Regions from separate parts of the Homo sapiens genome. Here region 2 is linked to region 1. The links are chromatin loops, found by intact Hi-C in ENCODE. Cell type or tissue: A673. All regions are shown on one strand. Each heading gives the region's core, and the rest is flanking DNA. Links, peaks and the distances in the headings are about the cores only.

Region 1 (2,899 bases), core at 258-2,757:
ATTTAGTCCAGACCACCACTGCCTTTAACCTGTAGTATTCTTACCATTTCTAGACAGACCAACCATCCTTCTATTTGAGATGCCCTTCTCCCCAATAAAGTGTACCAGTGGGAAGCAATTCTTGACATTTGGGCTTTTCTTAAGGAGTACAACCTAAATCTATCACTAAGAAACATTTTCATGGCTGTATTTCAGCAGGGATGTGACACCAACTACTATTTGATACTGAAGACTTAAAAGCTGGGCTAAACTCCTGTGTGAAAGCCCCGGTATTAAATAACAAAAGGAAACCATTCCAATGGCCAGCTCTGCTCTGAGAGGCCTTTGTCTTATCCAAAAAACACCTTTCGAAAAACTCTATTTCCCACCTCATTGTCTCCCTTCCATTTCTAGGTAGTAGGGGAATAAAGAGATCAGTGTGGGGAAGGGAGACTGAGGCATAGAAATAACTGGATGTGTTTTGCTGGTGGACTAGGAGCAAGATCTACCTCTGGTACACAGCCTTCCTCTTACACCAGCCTAAGGGCAGCGGAAGCAGCTCCATGGGCAGAGATGATCCCTCATGAGGACTTACCCTGAGGGAGAAGTAACCAGAAGTAACCAGACAAGTGGGGAGGCAGCCCCTTGCTGCTCCTAATGGCTCCAGCTCTTTAACTCTGGGCCTAGAGGCATGCCACAGGGCACCTCCTTCTGAGAAGGGAGAAGTCATAGCCCTGTGAGGAGCTTGCTTAATCAGTGTGAAGTACCTTCCCGTTTCTCCCCTCTCCATTCCTCTCCTTCCTCATCCATACTCAGCACCATCCTCCCAGACTAAATTCCAAGCCCCTGGCTTGGCGCGGCACCATGGAACCACCTGGACCACCACAGTGGCTTGTCTTCAGAATCTCCTTCACATTCGTTTCTGCCCTTTTCTTCCCCCCCTGGCTCCTTATCTCTGGCTTCCTCTCCCTCCTCCTCCTCTCTGTCCTATTCCCTTGCCACTCCCTCCCCCTTCTCTTCACAAAGACTGCACACCCCTTTTTGCTCATGCTACCTCTTCTGCTTGAAATTTCACCCATTTGTCACCAAATTGTGTCCAGTCATAATTAAAGCCCATTTCAAACCTCAGCCCACCCAACTCTTTACAGCTCTTTTCCTTCTCTGTCTTCTGAACCCATGTGCCAGCAATTGTGTTTTTCGATAGCAGAGTCCTAGATATTCCAGTGTCTGTGCTGACCTCCCTGCGTGTAAGCTCCTTAGGGACAAGGTCAACGTTCGCTACTCCCCTCCTTGGCACCGGATGCGCTGCAGAGCAGAGCGTGAGAGCCGGGCCCTGGCGGAATGGAATGTTCCCTGAAGGGTTTCAGCAGCTTCTCTGCTGGACAGTTCCCTGTCCCTTGCCAATTCTGCCATTGGGCATAATTCCTTAGAACTGCGCATCTTCACTCTGAGAGAAGAGATGTGTAATCAAAAACACGGACATCAAAGTCTCCCCAGGTCCCTGGAGTCACAGTGGGTCAATTTAACTTATTTTTCCACAAGGCTTTCAGCTTTTTCACTGAGCTGCTTCTTCTCTAACTACCTATCATCTCTCCCTACCAAAGAACATAAAAGATCAAGTATGTTAAAATAATGAAGAGAAGAAGCTCCCTTTTCCCTAAAGGTTTCCAGGGACCATAATCTCAGAATGAGTAAAATCTTCAGAAATCCTTTAATCCCAAATCCATGATGTACAGATGAGAAAACTGAGGCCAAAAAGGCAAAGTGACTGATCTGAGATCCCACCACAGCAGCCAGAGCTGGTGCTGAGGCCTGCACAGCGCGCCCCTGCCTCCTCCAGTGGGGTGTCTTGCCCCGCAGAAGCCGTCCCACCTGGCTTCACGCTGGGCCCCCTTCCCTCTCACTCACAGTCACCTGACAAGCACAAGATATCTTCTACTGCTAAGCATGTGACTGGCAGCAAGCAGCTCAGAGTGACTCCTCTTGGTAAGCGTGGATTCTGCCAAGGAAGGTGCATAACCAAAGGAATAGAGCACTGTGCGGCAAGCCTAGCCCTGGCATCAGTCCTACAGGGGGTGTCCCTGAGCAGGAGTCTCCTTGGGATCCATTTAATCACAGCACAGAGTTAATGGCACTGAGGCGGCCGTCACTCCTTCTCCAATGAATGGAGATGGGGGTGGCTGGTTATAATTTCCTGAGCACTGAGGGTCCTAGGAGGCCTCAGCCTCATGGGGAAGAAGGTCTCTTTGGCAAGGAGTCCTTTGCAGTCAAGGGAATGCATTAAGCCACCTCCACAGGGTGCAGGGGGGATGCTGACCATGCTTACTTCAGCAAGAGGCCACCAGCCGTGGAGGTGCCATAGCCTCTCCTCACCAGCCAGAAGTCACCATTTAGATCATCCTTCTATGACATACATTCTAGCTCCTGTCTTGACCCTGGGGAGACTCTGCACAGAACCCATCTTGGGGCAGTGGGACGTTCCTCCCTATCAGCAGAAGAAATGGCTCACAGGAGTGCCCAGAGAGCAGCCTGCATGACTCCAAAGCTGAGTCCACAAGGAAGGTGGAGCCACCACCTCCTAGACATAGACTGGCCATGCCCCTGCCTTCTCACTCCAGTGTCTTTGTGTACCCTGTTCCACAGTGCAAAACTCCCGCCAGCTGTCACTCACTTGGGTGGAGAAAGGTACAAGCTTCATACAGGACGAGAGGGTGTTGCCCCGAGTCTCCCAGGGAAGCCACCTGCAGTTTGGTGGGGGGTTAAGAGCAGGGGAAGTGGCATCGTGGTGGCCTGAACCACTGCGTGATCCTGTAAACAGCATCTTCCTAAGAGCAACCAGCCAGTGGTGAGGGTGGGAGTGAGGTGGCGAAGCTTGCGTCATGCCCTCTGGGGAAACGCGAGGCCATTCATGATTCAAAGT
Region 2 (2,899 bases), core at 116-2,615, 120 kb after region 1:
AGGGGAGGGCGGGCTCCCTGAGGAACTTGGCCGGGGGCGAGGAGGAAGAAGACCCAGGAAACGCTCGGGAGCCGGAGTCCCCTGTGCCGAAGCAGCAACAGCAGGTGCCGGGAAGCCACGGAGCACCAAGAAACATCCTGTTTCCTGGAACTCCAGGAAGCAGGATTCCACGCGGGATGCAGCCAAGCAGCAGACCCCCCACCATGCAGGCCAGAACAATGAGAGCGAGGCCTCCACACGAGCCGGATCAGACCCAGGCAGAACCGGACAGGCACAGGACCTGAGGAACACCATCGACAGGCATCTGCGACATCTCTGGCAAAGCATTTGTTTAAAAGAGAAAGCGGCACCAGGGGAGTTGAGGGGAGGAAAGAGAATTGAAATGAAAAGAAAAACAAACAGAATAATTACACTGAAAACTAAGCACACTGCAGAGCCGGCTGGCACCCTGAGAATTCACAGATACTGTGCAGGGCATCACCCACGTGGCAGGTGCCTGCAGTGAACCGTTGTCATACACATCCGCGAGGCCCACGCTGGCGCCTATCAGGGCTGAACAGCCATGCTGGCAGGAAAGAACACTCATCACCTACTGGAACAAGAAGTCAATAGGCAGAATTTTTTTTTTTAACGGAGTTTTGCTCTTGTCACCCAGGCTAGAGTGCAGGGGTACCATCGGGGCTCACTGCAACCTCTGCCTCTCACATTCAAGCAATTCTCCTGCCTCAGCCTCCCAAGTAGCTGGGATTACAGGCACCCGCCACCACGCTCGGATAATGTTTTTTGTTTTTTGTTTTTTTTTTGAGACGGAGTCTTGCTCTGTCGTCCAGGCTGGAGTGCAGTGGTGCAATCTCGGCTCACTGCAAACTCCGCCACCCGGGTTCACGGATTCTCCTGCCTCAGCTCCCGAGTAGCTGGGACTACAGGTGCCCGCCACCACACCCGGCTAATTTTTTGTATTTTCAGTAGAGACAGGGTTTCGCCATGTTGGGCAGGCTGGTCTCGATCTCCTGACCTCATGATCCGCCCGCCTCGGCCTCCCACAGCGCTGGGATGACAGGCCTGAGCCACTGCCCGGCCAATAGGCAGAACTTTTAAAGCAAACGATGCAGGGCTGTATGTTCACAGTATTTGGAAATAAGAAGGAAAATATCCAAAGAAAAAGTCAAAGAGTTGAAAATGGTCATTTCTGGAGAATGTAACGAAGAGTAGGCAACACTGTATTTCTCTACCAACATTTTCGATTATTTCACTTTTAGACCATTTAATTTTTTTAATTAAAAAAAAAAAAAAGAAGTTATTCCGGGCAGCAGGTGGCAACAGGGGCACGCAGGTGGGTGCCTGGAGGTGGGAGGGCCACAGGGAAAAGCAGTGGCGGCTCCCGGGCTTCCTTGCAAGGCCTGAAACCGGGAGGCCGCCAAGCGCTAAAACGTGCTCCAGCACCAGGAGTCTCCCAACACAGCCACAGCCCTGCGGAGCCCGGAGCAGGCCTTGGAAGCAGCCGTGGGGAGACGGCGCCACCGCGTGGAAGCCGTGGGGATCACTGCTGGTCCTCCCCATGCCGGAGACACGAGGTCTGGGTCCTTGACTGACTCTGCCTGGGGACAAAAGCCTTTTCCTCGCCATTCATGGACCTTCACTCCCTGGGTGCCAGCTAGGCGCTGCTGCAGGGATATAGAGAGATCTTCCAGCAGCTCGGTCTGTGGAAGGAAATGCAAAAGAAAGAAAAGAAAGCGTGGAATGTGCCAGAGCAGACACAAGCACGGGTGCAGGAGGCCACAGGAAGGGCCCCGCTGCAACGATGGGAGGGCGCTATGCTCACCAAGGCCACAAACCACGCCTGGGCCCCTGAGCACAGCCTGAACCAGCCAAAGCCCAAGCCCCGCCAAGAGTACTGCTGGGTGAAACAGATGAATGACATAAATAAACTACCTGGAAGGTGAGAGGGCGAAAAGAAAGCAGGGAGAAGGATTGAGTGAGCCCCACGAAGGAAGAAGTTCAATTTCAAGTGTGGTGCTACAGAAAGCCTCGCTAACTTCGGAGAACAGCCATGTAGCTCTCTGGAAGAAGAGCAAAGCCCCCCAGGCTGGGGATCTGGATGTTGGAGGAACAGTAAAGAGGGTGAAACGGTGTGAGCAAAGGGAAGGAGCAGGAGGTGAGCTCAGCTAGGTCCTGGAGGCCAAGTGGAGAGGCCTTTCGAGGTCATTCCCAGAACCTGCGCTTCACTCTGAGTGTGACAGAGATGCCTGGCGTTCAGCAGGATAGGGTAATCTGGACGACATTTTCAGAGGCACACGGAGGCTGATATGCTGAGAACACATTATGGAGTCAACAGTGAAAATGCTACTGCAGCAATGCAGGCCAGGGGTGCTGCTAGCAGGCAACTGCTTAGGCCTGTAGGGATTCCAGGAGCACTGGGAGATAAAGCAAACAATGGCTTAGGTGCCAGGCGGAATGGAGAGGAGCTCACAGTCACTACCAGGTTCGGGGCCCATGCAGCTGGGAAGAACGGAGCTGCGATGTTCTGAAAACAGGAAGCCCGCACGTGAAGCAGTCATCTGCAGAGTGCCCTTGGAGCCCGAGTGCCCAGCAGGGCAGGAGAACAGCCACCCAGCCAGCCACGCACCACAATCTCTCACACAGACCCTCCCCACTCATGGAACCCAAGGGTGTCTGCAGCCCAGTGCCATATGCACGGGAGAATAACAGGCACCAGAGAAACTCCTACTTGGGTCGCAGTCCCACAGCGGGAGCGTGCACAGCCAGCCCAGGGCCGCCGCCAGCCCCCACGGCCCAACACAAGTGCAGTTACCTCCCTGGACAATCCCCTTGCTCAGCCCATCCTTGTTGTCTGAAGTCAGGAGCAGTTCCACAATGCCACGGTCCTCCAGTGCCTGTG

Evidence for each region. A loop is a pair of places that touch in the nucleus more often than their neighbours do. Peaks named below come from ENCODE experiments on the same cell type or tissue, not always from the same donor. Only the 100,000 strongest peaks of a DNase experiment are listed, where the experiment ranks them.
Region 2: a loop joins it to region 1, with 2.5 times the contacts of the local background. A loop is called at or near these places in 2 of 110 quality-filtered maps.

Annotation. Positions count from the first base shown.
Region 1 is chr11:134,475,078-134,477,976 of GRCh38, reverse strand. All of the region lies in intron 3 of B3GAT1-DT (B3GAT1 divergent transcript), which reads right to left. Among named protein-coding and RNA genes, the nearest start is that of B3GAT1-DT, 40 kb to the right of the region's middle. RefSeq lists a silencer at 1,256-1,456. In A673, for the core only: no CTCF peak of the experiment used is centred there; a DNase peak (open chromatin) is centred at 1,356; H3K27me3 peaks cover 1,012 bases.
Region 2 is chr11:134,359,055-134,361,953 of GRCh38, reverse strand. GLB1L2 (galactosidase beta 1 like 2) reads right to left here. Exons shown (of 19, transcript NM_001370461.1): 7 at 2,813-2,894. Among named protein-coding and RNA genes, the nearest start is that of GLB1L2, 29 kb to the right of the region's middle. RefSeq lists an enhancer at 2,714-2,899. In A673, for the core only: a CTCF peak has its summit at 1,538 (motif pointing left); a DNase peak (open chromatin) is centred at 1,483.